Regions from separate parts of the Homo sapiens genome. Here regions 2, 3, 4 and 5 are each linked to region 1. A link is a contact called in ENCODE Hi-C or POLR2A ChIA-PET data. All regions are on one chromosome and are shown on one strand. The core of a region is the stretch at or near the end of the contact, and the rest is flanking DNA. Distances in the headings are between cores, read along the strand shown. Region 1 holds the start of TMEM170B (transmembrane protein 170B). Region 2 holds the start of GFOD1 (Gfo/Idh/MocA-like oxidoreductase domain containing 1). Region 3 holds the start of TBC1D7 (TBC1 domain family member 7). Region 4 holds the start of TFAP2A-AS2 (TFAP2A antisense RNA 2). Region 5 holds the start of GCNT2 (glucosaminyl (N-acetyl) transferase 2 (I blood group)).

Region 1 (2,794 bases), core at 154-2,653:
TCTGTAATCTTGTTAATAGATCTAATTAAGTCTAAATTCTAGGAGGAAGATAAACTCTACATTAAGAGTTTTGGCTCAATTCCTATTAATGGTGCAAAAATTTCTCTTATGTTGTGACATCAAAAAGAAAATACAAATAAACAAAGAAATAAATGTGTATGTAAATATTATTTTAAAGTGGTCACCAAGAGCACCATTTGACAGGTAATTTGACCCTTCAGTGCTTTGTCAAATATACTTCATGATTTAGCTACAGCAGGTATTTCTTCACTTCTCTTTGTAAATTTTTCTTTATCCAGATGGCAGAGGGGTTGAAAAAAGGTGGGGGGAGGGGCTGGCTACTGCATATTTATGTTACTGCTAAAACTTAAATTTTTATTTTTTAAAGTTAGAAGGTTTCCAATTTCGAGGAGTTTAACTTGTAGTTGGATTTTAGATGCTCCTCTGGCTAACGCTGGACATGAAGACAGACAGCAAAGCGTGGGGAGAGAGATCTAGTTTAAGTTCGAGGGAAAAAAATAACAGACGCAACTTAGATAAAAGAATACTACCATCAAAAAAAGGGGGGCTAGAGCCGGCGATGGCCTTGAGGATTAGGACACCTGCCGAGCCTGGAGTAAACAGGTAATGTCAGGCAGGTCCTGGAACCCCGGGAGGCCCAAGTTCTTGCTGCGGGAAGAGGGATTAGCAGAATGATAACGCAGGTCTGTTTGTGTTTTAGGGGTTTTAACATGCATTCTGCAAGTAAGTGACCTATCCAGGTCATTCGATTCAGGCTCAGAAAAAAAACCCCGCAAATTAATATATCTAAATGCTGAGATAGTGACACCTTTTTAAAAAAGTTATACATAAGCATCTTTATCAAAAAGCATTACATTTTAAGGCAAAAATCTGAACTGTCACAGTATCCACCTCACCGAGTTCAGCAGCCCCACCTTGGGTCAGGGCTGCCCCTGCAGCGCGGGCCCCCGAAATGCCCGCACCGCCCACGCCGCCCGCACCGCGCGCACCCAGCCGGGCCAGGGCGAGGGATCCAGGTCTCCCGGTCTCTCAGGGCGCGCGCCCGGGGTCCGGGGGTGGGGGGCGTGGAGGCGGTTCCCTTGGAGCGCCCAATCAGCAGTAAGGCCCGGCGGTGGCGCCAGTGACGTAGACCGCGCTTCCCTCCGCCCCACTGCGGGCCGTCGCTCGGCGCCGTCAGCCACGCGCGCTGCAGCGCGAGGGGAGAGCGAGAAGGAGGGCTTTGGGGCCGACCGGCTGTTGGAGGGCGGCGGGTCGCGGGGAGCGGGGGAGTGAGCATGCGCAGCGGCTCCGGGGAGCGCAGGGGAGGAGGGGCCGGCGCTGAGAGGCGCGCGCGTGCGCGTGCACGAGTGGCCCGCCGGCGGCTGCGGGTGGAGGGGGCGGTTCCTCGAGTGTCGGCGACCCGAGGGCGGGCAGGCGGGCGGCAGGTGCCGCCGCAGCCTCTGGCTGGTCCCGCGTCTCCGTCCTCCGGCGGCGATGAGCTGGGCCCTGTCGGGGGCTGCACCTGCCGGCTGCCCATCAGCACCGGCCTCCTGGCGTGACCTCGGCCTCCTCGCGTGTCCAGTCCCCGCGGCGCGGCGCTGCCCCTGAGAGGGAGCGGCGGCGGCCTCCTCCGCCCCGAGTCCTCGCTCGGGGGCCGCGCGAGGACGGCGCCCGGCCCCCTCCCCTCCTTCCTCCGTCCGCCGTCCTCAATGTCTCCCCGGCGGGGAGGGGGCTGCCTGGGAGACACGCTGAGCGGCCCCCCCACGGAGGCCCTCCGGCTGCAGCAGCAGCAGCGCCCGGCCCGGCGTCCCGCAGCCTCCACCAGCGGCGGCGGCCTGGAGGAGCCGCGCACCCGCCGCCGCCCCCCGAGCCTCGCAGCCGCCGCCGCCGCCCGGCACCCGAGGAGAGGGCGGCGGGCGCCCCTCGGGGAAGATGAAGGCGGAGGGGGGCGACCACTCCATGATCAACCTGTCGGTGCAGCAGGTCCTGAGCCTCTGGGCCCACGGGACGGTGCTGAGGAACCTCACGGGTAATTGACGCGCCTGGGCTGGGGACGGGGATGCGGTCCGCCCCTCTCCTGTCTTCTCCTTCCTCGGGAGGGGACACGCTCCTCGCCGCCCCACCCCCGTGCGCGCCCCGCTCGGAGCTCCAGGTCCCGGCGAGGAAGGTGTTAATCGGAGCCACTCTGCGCGTGTCCCGGGGGCGCCGGCTCCCGCCACCCCCTTCCCTGAGTCGCCAGGGGAGCATCAGCGACCCCCGCTCCTGCCCCGCACGGGGAGAGCTCCCGGTGGCGGCCCGGCCTCTGTAGTACGCGCGGAGTAGCTTTAGTGCTGAGACTTGAGCGCATTTCGCTTTTATTCCATTACCCTCCTCCCCTCCCCCTTCTACACACATCGCTTCTTGCTATTTACATCTTTTTCTGATTTAGTTCTTTTTCTTTCTGGCAAATCTCAAGCCAAATGTAGAACCTAAAATCATTGCCCACAATGGTCGATTTACTTTTTCAACCGCTAATTTTTTGGGCGATGTAGATAACTGAGTAAATTATAGTGGGTCAGGGGCTGAGCTAAGGTCTAGTGCGGTCTAAGCGTGTTAGCTTCATATATCTCCTTCCCCTCCCATTTCCTTTTGTCTGTCTGTCTCTTTCCCTCAGGCCTCCAGCTGCTGCTTCTGAGACATTTGATAATTTTGTGTATTTCCCTTCATTTATTAAGGCTGTCAGTAATTGGCCTTATAACATCAATTTCTATTTGTAAAAGTGAGTGATAAAACACACAATATTTTTATTCAGTCT
Region 2 (2,794 bases), core at 83-2,582, 1.9 Mb after region 1:
CACTTGGACACTACACACACAGCTGAGGAGTAACTTTCCTCTTCTCGCGGAGCACCCTATCCCCTATTATCGGCATCTGATCTTCCTAGTTCGGATCCCCGGAACACACGCCTTCTCCAGCCTGCAATCTACACACGTGGGGAAGCGCGTCCAAGTGGTGCCAGGAGGCAGGAGGGAAGCGCAAAGGTGGGGAAGGCCGGGGACGAGGAAGGAGGGAGCTCTGAGTCGGATCTGGGATCTCAGATCCCCGGGGCAGCGTAGATGCAGGGTAAGCTTCTGGGATGCGGAGAGGGAAAGGCAGGGGGGAAGGAACCTAGAGAAGGTTAAAGGGCGGGGGTGGGACGGAGGATGCGGGGTAGGGGTCGCTCACCTAGGGTTTTGACAGCGATCTGTCTGGTGAGGGGCGGCGGCAGGTTAATGCACACCAAGTCCACGTCCTGATGCAGCAGCACCTCATCAATGCGGCTAGTGTAGAAGGGGACACTCATCTCCTTGGCCAGCTCCTCCGCTTCTTCCTGCGTGCGGCCCCACAGCGCCTTCACCGCGAAGCCCTCGTCTTTCAGCAGCGGGATGATGACACGGGCCGTGAGGCTGGTGCCGAACACGCCCACCCCGGGAAGCATGGCTGCTCAGAGCCGCCTGGTTCTGCTTCTGCTCGGATCTCCAGTCCAACGCGCGCACACACCCACCTCTAGCCAGTCCTGCACCCCGCTCCTGTAGCCAATCTAGCCGCGGTGCGCCAGCCGCCGTGCACCGGGCAAGGCGCCCGGGTGCCCAGAGCGCACCGAGCTGCAGGCGGAGCAAGCTCGGGGCGCCTCAGAACGGTGACTGCGGCAGTGTCCGCCACGCGGGGCTCGCGTCCTTCCCGGAGTCGGCGGCAGGGACCCCCCCAGGGCGCCGGAGGCTTCGAAGCCCCCTGGAGCCCCGGCTCAGGCTGCGCTCCCGCGGCAGCGCCAGTCCGCTGCGTGCGCCCCGCCAAGGCCGCTCCATGGCCGGCTCATCCCCGCGGCCGCGCCGCCGCAGCCCGGGACCGGCTCTCTCCCGCGTCGTTTGCGCAGCCGGCGAATCGCACAGACAAACGTCTACACCCTGCCAGAGCACGGAACCGCTCCGCGGGGGAGTCTCCTTTCTTCCTAGCTCTCCGTTGGGAATGAAATAATCCCGCGGCCGCCAGGAGGCCGGCTAAGGATGCGGCCCGGAGCGCGCCGGACTGGGATCCCGAGCTGCAGCGCGGCAGCGGCGGCCACGACCCGGCGCCAGCCTCCTCATTCTGCTGCCATGTTCGCTCGCCTCGCGGCTCGGGCGGCCTCGGCCCCAGGCCGGCTCAGGCTCTGGGATCCCGCGGGGACGAGGGCGGAGTTGGCGAGTTTGGCTGTCAGCGGCCGGTGTTCCTGCACCGCCCTCGCTGCAGCGCCGCGCGCCATTGGCCGCCGCGCGCCGCCCCCGCCCCCGCCGCCGCCAGCTCCGGGTGCGCGCTGCGCCCGGGCCCCGGGAGCCCAGCCCGGCTCCTCCCCGGCCCCGCCCAGGCCGCCTCGCCCGCCTCCTGCCCCTCCGCTTCTTCCCTTTCTTTGCCCTCACCATCTCCTTCTCTTCCCTGCTTCACTCCAAACCCCGCCCCAACCAAGCAAATACATCTATCTAGGCAGGACGCGCCCTAATAGGTTAGTCGCCTGTCCCTTGGAAGAGAGCAGTGGGCGCCTTGGCCTGGGGTAGGTGAGGGGACCCGGCGAGGTGCGAACAGCCGATAATAATAACCTCGGCTCCCGGAGCGTTTCTTGCGTGCTGAGCATCATACTAACGCCTTTCCAGGTATTGTCCCTTTTAGTCCTCGCAGCAACCTAAGGTTATTGTAAACCCATTTTACCAGTGATGTGAATGAGCCGCAATGAAGGCTAAGGGACTTGCGCAAGGTGACATATATAAGCAACAGGCCTGCGATTGGAATCCAGGCCCCAGAGTCTGGGCACGGAACCGCAGACTTCTACGGTCTCCTTCCAAGCTAGCCTGCTCCAATCGCGCGCCCCCGCTCCGGCCGCGCACGCACGGTTCAGCCGCCTTCTTCCAAGACAGTCCAGTCTTGGCGGGCTCCCATCTGCCTCCCACCTCCCCCGCCCCTAGGCCCATGCCCGCCCCCGCGTAGACGCTGTGGTGTGTACGGCCGCAGCGGGGCAGGGGGTCTCCGAGGCCGCTGCGGCACGTGCGTCTCGTGTCTAGTTTCGAGACGGATACGTCGCCCTGGCCACATGCCACGCCCGCCTCTTGCTTCGGCTCCTGTTGCCGTCGCCACTTACCGCAGCCTTTACTTCTCCCAGCTTGCCCCCACCTCCACCACCCTGCACCCTTCCCAGGCCCTCGAGGGGGCACTGAGGAGGACTGGCCAAGGCTGGCCCCGCACCTCTGGAGCCATGGGGACTCTGCGTCTGTCTGGTTTTCCGCCATATCCTTGGCACCTGGCACACTGCCTTGCCCTGTATGTAGTAGGCGCTCAATAAACATTTGCTAAATAAATGTATGCATATTCATCGAATGCCCGCTTCGCACCCATTTGGTGCCGGGAGAGGGGACTAAAAAGTGAAAGGCACGTCTTCTAGCTGAAGGTCTCTGGAGAGGTCATGGGTCAGGTCATGTTCATCTCCTGTCTTCAGCACTGGGCTCAATGTAGCACATGGTCTGCCGCAACACGAGTGGAAAACGTGATACTTGCAAGAGTTTAAAACAACTTGTAACAACTGGCAGTGAGGCGGGGCGCGTGGAGAGAGCAGGATACCAAAAAAGCTGTGTGTGGCAATGCGGG
Region 3 (2,794 bases), core at 91-2,590, 1.8 Mb after region 1:
CTAGCACAATAGAACATTCTGTAGCTATTATAAATGCGCAAAGAAAAAAAATAAGTGAAATGGAAGCCAGGCAAGATACGTCAAGCAAATTATACTCAAACAGTATACACTATGATTTCATTTTTTGTTTTTTACAAATTTCATGTATTTTAAAACTTAACACTCTATTCCAAAATGTTAGCAATGGTTATCTTTAGATAGTAGGATTCTAGATGATTTTAATTTCCTTTCTTTTGCTTAGCTACTTTTTTTTAAATGGGCATTTTGTAAAATGAAAAATTAAGTTATATAAAAGTAAAAAGCCACGAGTTCCTCACTTATCTTTCTTTTAAACACAATTCTATTAAGTGTAGCTATCGAAATTCAAAACCCACAACAAATAAATCGCATTAAATTATAACTAGAAGAGGGTAAAGAATGTAGCCAATTGACAGTGATCCCAAAGTCAGAGTTGAAGACGGAAAAACGATTTAAAATCTACCGCAAGAACTCAAAAAGTTCAGTGGTCTCAAGTTCCTTCACAGTAACCTTCATAATACTGGCGGTAATTCATCCAAAAAAAGACCAAGTTAGATTTGGCGTTTCAAGAACAGAAAAGATCTGATGCATTTCCCAAAAAGCACTGCACTGCCTCACCCAAATGCTTCCAGCGTCTGTGCACAAAAGAGTAAATCTTTAGGTTTAAAAACCCTGCGACGTCCCCAGTGAGCAGGGGAGGGCTTCCTTCCTTATTGAAAAGATATCCTCTGAACCGATTCAGTCACAGGAAAGATTAGGATTCGTTTAGAAAATGAAATGCTAAAGGGCTCTGAGCTTTCGGGAGCAGATGTCTTAAAAATAAAAAAGTCAGCAGCATAAAACGCGTAATGAGTGTGGGGATTTATTTTTTTAAAGCATCCAAACAGCTGCATGACGATTTGGTCGGTCCCTGTTGTCTAAGGACACCCATTCTTAGATTGCACTACAATGACAAAGGCGTCCTCTAGGAGGAAATGCTGCAAATAATATCTCCTGCCCATGCGCGTCCACCTGATGGGAAAAGTAAAAACACCCTGGTCCAAGACCCCAGGTCCCATTCTCTCTATGATGGATGCTTCACCTCTAGTAGTGCAAACACACCCGGGTTGAGACTAAGTGGTCCGGGAGAAGCAGAGGAAGCCGTGCCCTGTGCGCTGACCGACCGCCGGGCAGGCGGGCACCGTTGGGGCCCAGGGCCAGGAGGGACGAGTCCTGCGGGAAGGAGGGAGGCGGCGGGGTACCTGGGACACCCGCGCGCGCCCAGACGGCCCGGGAGACAAAACTCAGCGCCGCTGCCGCTGCCGCTGCCGCCGCCGCCGGACGTGACATCAACTCCAGGTCGCCGGGCGGGCGCCGGGCGGGCGCATGCGCAGAGGGCGCGGGCAGGAAGCTCCACCCTCACTCCAGGAAGCTCTGGCTTCGTTTGTGAAACCCGACGGGATGAAGGGCTAGGCTCGCCTCCAGAGTAGTGTAGTTTCTCCCGCCGTGGGCACCCGGCCCCTTGCTACCCCGCAAAATCTCGCGACCATTTACTCTGGCCATCCGAAGGCGCGTGCCTGGGTTGCACTCCCGTGTCCGGCCCTCGAGGTTCTTGCCTAGGGAAGACCCGAGCCCTAGGGCCGTACTTAAGCTGCCTGCGTGCAGGACCCGGGTTTTGCTTTTGCTAATTTCCTCCCCACCCCAGGTATGTGGGAATAGATGAAGACCATCCGAATGAGAAGAAAAAAGGCAGGCAGAGGAGTGCAAGTCTGATTTAGAGCAGGCAGGCTCCCTGGGTTGGTTATTGTAGGTAACTGACTGGTTTTCTGGGCAGGTTGCTGCAGGTTGTGGATTGGAGGTCTATTTTTATATTAGATTTGGCCATTGTCTTAGTATATTCAGCCTCTCAGGTAAAACACTATAACATAGGAGAAAAATGAACGTGTTTTTTTTTTAAAAAAAGATGTGCTAAATGCAAGCTCCTAATTTGTTATTAGTAGGTCTAACAGAACAGAGTTACTCTTTAAAGTAGCTACTAACACTTACAAATGCTTTCTATTTCTGTGCTTGCCTCCCTGGTCCTCGGGCTGGCTGAGCAGCAGTGCCCAAGTAGGTTTTTAAACCGCCAGGGTTTGAGAGAAATCCCCAATGATGGGTATCGTCCCTTTGAAAGTTCAAATCTCTACCAAATAAGCCACACGGATGCCAAGCTTTGAAGGAAACTTAGGACTATCAACAGTGCAGAAGTCCAGTTATAGTGCAGACAAATGTGTGTATAATGGCTAGACAGAACTTAAAAATGAAGAAACGTGTGGTGGTTGAACTCAAACACTGATGCCCCTCCCCACTCCCTTACCACCACCATCTTTAGTTCCTCAGTACTGGGGTACTAAACCTTCCTTGGGTAGTGTTCACATGAGTAAGCAGAGTTCTTCAAGTTACCTTACACAAGTTCCATTTACTTCATCTAAACCTTGGGCCGGTCACTAACTTTTATAATTGCCTTTTCTTGTCTTTAAAATCATCACCAGGGCTGGGCACTTACTGTGTGCAGGCGCTGTTCTATGGACTCAGGATACATCAGCTACCGAAGCAAAGATCCCTAACCTTGTGAAACTGACATTCTGGTGGGAGGACAGATCCAATAAAAACTAAAATAAATAAGTCAATGATGTAGTGTGTTAAAAAGTGATCGGTGCTGGCTGGGCGCCGTGGCTCATGCCTATGATCCCAACACTTTGGGAAGCCGAGGCAGGCGGATCACCTGAGGTCAGGAGTTCGAGACCAGCCTGGCCAA
Region 4 (2,794 bases), core at 203-2,702, 1.1 Mb before region 1:
CACGTTTCTTGCTCTGGCTCTAGCCCCAAAGGGAAATTCGTTTCGCCAACTGTTTACGTGCCATGTCACCAGCCTAACTGGAAATGTCAAAAGCTGATATCAGCCCTAAAAGTTTCACTGATTTCAGAGACAATGGAGGCAGTTCTAAACAGATGTCTAAATAGAATCCCATAATCAGAAAGTGGTTAAGATAAATTGTTTAAATAAAACAGCAAATTAATTAATTTCAGATTTTATTCCCTACTCAAGTGCTCTTTAATTGTGTGGATTAGATTATACTCCCCTAGGTAAACAGTCTCCAATATTGGGGATGGGGGAAGGGAAGGAAAAAGCAGAGGGCAAGGAAAAGATCTGTGTCAGTGAAAGACTACAAAGGGAAAGCAAAATGACTGTGCAGGAGGAAGAAAAGACTAGAATGGTTGATGTTAAACCCTTCCAAAAAATGATCTTTATAGGCTTTGTGCGGGATATAGCCACTAGAAAGGAACTGTGGGTCTATCAACACATAAGTAAATGAATAACAGTCAAAACAATGAAGTTCTCAGTATTATTAAAGAAGAGAAGAAACATTATCCGGGTAAGTTCAACACAAGCCCCACAACTCACAACGTGCAGTGGAATCCTAGGGGTAGGAAGCCCACAGCAGGGAGAAAACTGCCCTAAGGGAAGGTGCTTTACCTTGCTGACCCTTATAAAATCTTATCTACTAAATGAATCACTCAAACCTCGCAGGGGTGAGGTAAGAATCCCTGGCTATGTATGTAACAGATGCATTCCTTGGTAGTGACTACACACAATGCACGTAAACATGCTCGCACGCAGCCTGGCACACATCAGGGCCTCAGTAAATTGGGAATCATCATCATATGCAAACGCCTATAGTATGGGGGTCTGGAGATGACAGCGACCGGAAAGCATGGCGTGCGGACTCAAGAGGACAACCATTCTCTTCCTTTAGTTAAAAGCCATTCTATTAAAACCCTATACAAGGCACGACCGGTTACCCTCGGAGACCCTACTCAGAGAGGTAAGGCAAAGCGAGGAGCCTGAGAGGAACTTTTCCTGGGCTTGCAAGGTGTGCGCGAAGAGGGAAAAGGTGGCTGTACGGCGCCCCGCGGCTGCAGTGGCCGGGATTGAGCCCGCGGCGGAGCGAGCTGCGCTTGCGCGAGGAGGAGGGCGGAGCGGAGGACTCCGCGAGCGCGCGGCAGCGAACGAAGCGCGCACCAGAACTCGCTCGCGGGAAAGCAGCGGAGAGCGCAGGCGCGCGCCGCATCGCCCGCTCCCCCGCCCCCAGATCCCGCCCACTTGGCTCTACGCTCTTCTCCCCGCCCCCTTTCCTTTCCCGCGTAGGGAGGGCCGCGGCGCGAGGCCTGTTTGCGTCGCCGCCACCGCCCCGGCGCAAGCGCAGTGGTTCCCCCGGCCGCGGGGCGGGGCGGGCGGGGCCGTGCCGGGCCTCACCTCCGGAGCACTCCGCCCAGCAGCGACGCGTTGAGACACTCGGGTGGTGAGAGCCGCCGCTGCACTTCCGCCACCGTGACCTTGTACTTCGAGGTGGAGCTGAGGAGCGAGAGGCGACCCGGAACTGAACAGAAGACTTCGTTGGGGTTCACCACGCCGCCGAAGAGGTTGTCCTTGTTAATAGGGATGGCGGAGACGGCATTGCTGTTGGACTTGGACAGGGACACGGGGCCTGCGGAGACAGAGGGGAGGCCGCGTGTTGGGCGTCGTGGATCACCCCCAAATCCTGCCCGACCCCGGCCCTCATCCCGGCCAGGGCCGGATCCCAGGCTTTGGGCCACAGTCCCCGCTTTTCCGTCCGGCTCTGAAATTCTGTGGCTCTGCTACTTCCCTTCCTCGGGCTCGAGCCCTTCCCTACCTCACCCGGCGGCCGGGAGGCGGCCCTGCCCTCCCCCAGCCAGCCTGGCCTGCGTTTCTGCCTTGACCCTTTCCCCTTCGCCGTCAAGGGTGCTCTCTAGAGATGGGTGGTGAAATTGGTGACCCCTGAGGCGCTGAGCATCCGAGCGGAGTGGGCCCCAGATGAGGTCCAGGACCACGGGTTCAGGGTGCAGGGGAGGGAATTACATTTGCAAACCGAGAGCAAGTTACTTGTACTTCAGGGGTTTTGCTGGGTGGGGTTTTAGTGTCGGGGAAAAACTGCTTCAAAGACCCATTATTAAAATCAGCCGACAATTTAGATGGCTAAAGCACCCTGTAAACGAGCGTTTTAATTGAGGCACCACGCTGGGAAGTGGTGGATTTTGTTGTCCACACCACACGTCCCGTCTTTTTGATAAATAGGCCCTTTCCTATGTTCAATTTTGAAAACGTCTCAGTTTTGGAGATCCATTCCAAGGCCAGTTTTGAACTGCGGAGTGGGGAGGGAAGAACAGGCCTACAGTGGAATACTAGCAATGTGCCCTTTTGTTAAGTAAATACTTAACAGTCCTCTGCTAAAGCGCCTTTATTGGGAAAGTGGGTATATATACTTCCTAGTTAAAACCATAAGCTCTTTATTGCTGGACTCACCACTGTTAGAAAAAAAAAAAATAGAAGACCTGCAGAAAGTATACTAATGCATTACGTTTCTCAGCACCAGTGTAATTCAGATGCATTCACAACCATTTAAGTACAGTATGCATTGTATTTTAAAATTCCATTTGGAGACATCATATGCACACAATCTCATCACAGTGTTCCTTATGCGTTCTTTAATGGGGATATGCTAGAGGTATAGGGAGGTGGGGGGCTCTAGGTTTTGGATAGATCACTTGTGACATTAATAGCTCTGGGGAGG
Region 5 (2,794 bases), core at 196-2,695, 1.0 Mb before region 1:
GCCCTCCAGCCTGGGCAACAAGAGCAAAACTCGGTCTCAAAAAAAAAAAAAACGAAAAAGAAAAGAAAAATAATCATTGATTTGGGCCGGGTGTGGTGGCTCACGCCTGTAATCCTAGCACTTTGGGAGGCCAAGAGGGGTGGATCACTTGAGTCCAGGAGTTCAAGATCATCCTGGTCAACATGGTGAAACCCTTTCTGTACTAAAAATACAAAAATTACCCGGGCATAGTGGTGGATGCCTGTAGTCCCAGCTACTCAGGAGGCTGAGGCAGGAGAATTGCTTGAACCTGGGAGGCAGAGGGTGCAGTGAGCTGAGATTGTGACACTGCACTGGGTGACAGAGCAAGGCTCTGTCACAAAAAAAAAAAAAAAAAAAAAAAGTTGATTTGCTATTTCTTCAGTTTATCCTGGCTTTATGACTGGAAAAAAATTTTTTTTAACTCAGTTGGATTTTTTCTTTTTTTTTTTTTTTTTTTAAGTTGATGTCTCACTATGTTGCCCAGGCTGGTCTCAGAATTCCTGGGCTCAAACAACCCTCCCGCCTCAGCCTCCCTAGTAGCTGAAACTGCAGGTGCACACCACCATACCCTGCTTTATCCCCACTGAATTTTATAAGCTGCTTCTGACTGCAAAGTGTTTGGCAGAAGAGAGGGATATGGCTAAATGCACGGTATGACTAGCTTGTTTCCTGGGACAGGAATCAGTTCATTCCTGAAAGGGTATGTAAAGAGCCCGTTTGCCTGGCCTAGGAAAAGCCAGAGGTTCAGAGAGAGGAAGTGACTTGCTCAAGATATACAGCTTGCATTAGAGAGGAGAGAACTTGCCTTCTGAAAATGCCCAGGGCATTTTCTACTAAATTCTGCTGCCACCTTAGGATTCCCCTTCCCCAGTGTGGGTAGCATTTGAGCAGAACACATATCTAAATCTGTTAGAGGTTACCCTGGGGCAGAGACTATAAGATTTCCTACCAATAACTAAACATAAGAGTGGAACCTTAAACACGAGGGGTCTGTGAGGGAATCCAAAACTTCCCCTCTTGAAAAAGCAGCCTCTAAGGGGGCAAAATGGAGGGTAGTCTTAGGAAAACACCCAAATAATTATCCTGAGGTCTATCTTGGAGTGTCCTCATGAAAAACCCAGTTACACCCAGGGCAGTTACCTTTCTGAGCGGTTTCTTATAACATTCCTGGAGTGGAAAGTGATCAACTCAAAGCCCTCCAGGACTCTAGAGGCAGGGGATGAGCTGGTGTCAGGTAGCACCTGGTATCCAGCAGCTTAAAAAATCCAGACTCTAGGCAGGCTCTCTGTAGACGTGTGTTCTCCTGTCTCAGACTCTTAGGGCAGGCCTTGGGGGTGGGACTGAAAGCAAACAGACCTTCCCACTTTCACATTCCAGCCTCTGTTATTCCACTTAAAACGCTAGGGTTAAACTGCGTTTACCTTAAACAGGCTTACTGTGTTCACTGCTGGACGCCTCTGGGCAATCTTACCCTCCTGGGAACTGAGAGAGGTAGGTGGAGGTCAGCGTGCTGGGAAACTGGTGGAGGGAGGAAACTGCGGGGAGCTGGTCTTCTCGTGTTACCTCTGTTAAATCGCTGACAGCAGTTTAAGGTCCAATAGGCTGGTACTCAAATGGGCTGCGTGGATGTTTTATATTTCCAGAACCTAGCACAGTGCCGGGCATAAAGTAAGTACACCAAAAAATGTTGAATGAGTCATTTGGTCATGAGATTTCTGTTTTCAAAGGTTTTTTTTTTTTCAAAGAATAGCATGTTTGTATGTTGTTTCATTACATGATGGGCCTACTGGGCACGAGGGTTTTCCATCTGTCTCTAAATCATTAGTATCCTTCTGTATCTCAGTTACAACTTTTAACTTTGTAGGAAAGAACAACGTTCACTTCAGACTTAATGGTTTATGTTTCTCAGTTCCTTCAGGCAAGGGAAAATGTTTCCAGAATTTGATAAGGTACTTGGTACTGTCTGGCATTTAAATTTTTTTTTTTTTTTCCAGACATAGTCTCACTCTGTCACCCAGGCGAGAGTACGGTGGTGCGATCTCAGCTTACTGCAACCCCCACCTCCTGGGTCCTGCCTCAGCCTCCTGAGTAGCTGGGACTACAGGCATGCACAACCAAGCCCGGCTAATTTTTGTATCTTTAGTAGAGATGGGGTTTCATCATGTTGGCCAGGCTGGTCTCAAACTCCTGACTCCATGTGATCCACCTGCCTCAGCCTCCTGAAGTGCTGGGATTACAGGCGTGAGCCACCGTCCACAGCCTGAAATGTATTTTATTTAATTAGTTGCTGTGAGGTATGAACATTCCTGTGAGGTATGAACCTCATTTGATAATAGGTAAAATTGAAAATGAAGCTCTGGGCCATGTAGAAAAGTAGTAGATCCATATTGCCATTCTATGAAAACCCATCTTCTGATATTAAAGACAGGTCTACTAAGTAAATTCAGGTTTTGCCAAACTCAAAGCTACTTTTCTGTTTTCCTTATTTTTAAATGTAGGCCTTTGAGAGTCGTCACTTGTAAATAGTCTTTCTGCACCTGGTAGTAGATTGGCCAAATAGAGGGTAGTTACCTGTAGGCTGTGGTTTTCCAGAAGAAATAGGGAGACTGTAATCCCAGGCCCTGGGGACCCTACAGCGTAAAGGATCTGTTTCTTTGCACTCTGTTCTGATTGAACAGCATATTGCAATTATCGGAAGAAGGGAGGCTATATTCTTTCATGTAATTATTCTTAGTGATCAGAAGCTTGAGGTCTCCCTTGTGGAAGTATTCTA

Evidence for each region. Hi-C counts contacts between places; a loop is a spot of excess contacts on that map. ChIA-PET counts read pairs that join two places held with the same protein, here RNA polymerase II (POLR2A). Pooled maps may share reads with other maps.
Region 2: a loop to region 1 is called in a map of B cell, with 15 times the contacts of the local background. The contact joins the promoter of GFOD1 here to the promoter of TMEM170B in region 1. A Hi-C loop is called at or near these places in 2 of 168 maps with a recorded cell type or tissue (B cell and naive thymus-derived CD4-positive, alpha-beta T cell) and 10 of 50 pooled maps.
Region 3: a loop to region 1 is called in a map of CD8-positive, alpha-beta T cell, with 10 times the contacts of the local background. The contact joins the promoter of TBC1D7 here to the promoter of TMEM170B in region 1. A Hi-C loop is called at or near these places in 4 of 168 maps with a recorded cell type or tissue (CD4-positive, alpha-beta T cell, CD8-positive, alpha-beta T cell and naive thymus-derived CD4-positive, alpha-beta T cell) and 6 of 50 pooled maps. POLR2A ChIA-PET finds 5 or more read pairs at or near these places in 1 of 52 experiments (activated CD4-positive, alpha-beta T cell).
Region 4: a loop to region 1 is called in a map of CD8-positive, alpha-beta T cell, with 15 times the contacts of the local background. The contact joins the promoter of TFAP2A-AS2 here to the promoter of TMEM170B in region 1. A Hi-C loop is called at or near these places in 6 of 168 maps with a recorded cell type or tissue (CD8-positive, alpha-beta T cell, OCI-LY7, endothelial cell of umbilical vein and 2 more), 2 of 37 single-sample maps with no recorded cell type and 18 of 50 pooled maps.
Region 5: a map with no recorded cell type shows a loop between it and region 1 (2.6-fold over the local background). The contact joins the promoter of GCNT2 here to the promoter of TMEM170B in region 1. A Hi-C loop is called at or near these places in 1 of 168 maps with a recorded cell type or tissue (B cell), 4 of 37 single-sample maps with no recorded cell type and 8 of 50 pooled maps.

What each region holds. Positions count from the first base shown.
Region 1 is chr6:11,536,346-11,539,139 of GRCh38, forward strand. TMEM170B (transmembrane protein 170B) reads left to right here and starts at 1,404. Exons shown (of 3, transcript NM_001100829.3): 1 at 1,404-2,029. The coding sequence starts at 1,933. RefSeq lists silencers at 868-1,697, 1,728-1,887, 1,988-2,067, 2,078-2,357 and an enhancer at 1,697-2,198.
Region 2 is chr6:13,486,268-13,489,061 of GRCh38, forward strand. It overlaps GFOD1 (Gfo/Idh/MocA-like oxidoreductase domain containing 1), which reads right to left and starts at 1,333. Exons shown (of 2, transcript NM_018988.4): 1 at 371-1,333. The coding sequence starts at 623. GFOD1-AS1 (GFOD1 antisense RNA 1) reads left to right here. Exons shown (of 2, transcript NR_046709.1): 1 at 1-186; 2 at 414-504. RefSeq lists silencers at 521-684, 825-1,304, 1,325-1,704, 2,085-2,194 and enhancers at 585-694, 2,255-2,384.
Region 3 is chr6:13,327,197-13,329,990 of GRCh38, forward strand. TBC1D7 (TBC1 domain family member 7) reads right to left here and starts at 1,341. Exons shown (of 8, transcript NM_016495.6): 1 at 1,100-1,341. TBC1D7-LOC100130357 (TBC1D7-LOC100130357 readthrough) reads right to left here and starts at 1,341. Exons shown (of 9, transcript NM_001318809.2): 1 at 1,260-1,341. LOC124901261 (a long non-coding RNA gene) reads left to right here and starts at 1,419. Exons shown (of 2, transcript XR_007059457.1): 1 at 1,419-1,702; 2 at 2,529-2,661. RefSeq lists a silencer at 1,157-1,546 and an enhancer at 1,180-1,686.
Region 4 is chr6:10,403,050-10,405,843 of GRCh38, forward strand. It overlaps TFAP2A-AS2 (TFAP2A antisense RNA 2), which reads left to right and starts at 1,453. Exons shown (of 1, transcript NR_145448.1): 1 at 1,453-2,794. TFAP2A (transcription factor AP-2 alpha) reads right to left here. Exons shown (of 7, transcript NM_001372066.1): 4 at 1,459-1,690. RefSeq lists enhancers at 1-1,194, 1,107-1,401, 1,197-1,814, 1,625-1,734 and a silencer at 1,115-1,494.
Region 5 is chr6:10,519,906-10,522,699 of GRCh38, forward strand. GCNT2 (glucosaminyl (N-acetyl) transferase 2 (I blood group)) reads left to right here and starts at 1,446. Exons shown (of 5, transcript NM_145649.5): 1 at 1,446-1,512. LOC101928146 (a long non-coding RNA gene) reads right to left here and starts at 1,501. Exons shown (of 3, transcript XR_001743961.2): 1 at 1,443-1,501. RefSeq lists enhancers at 1-12, 1,733-1,792.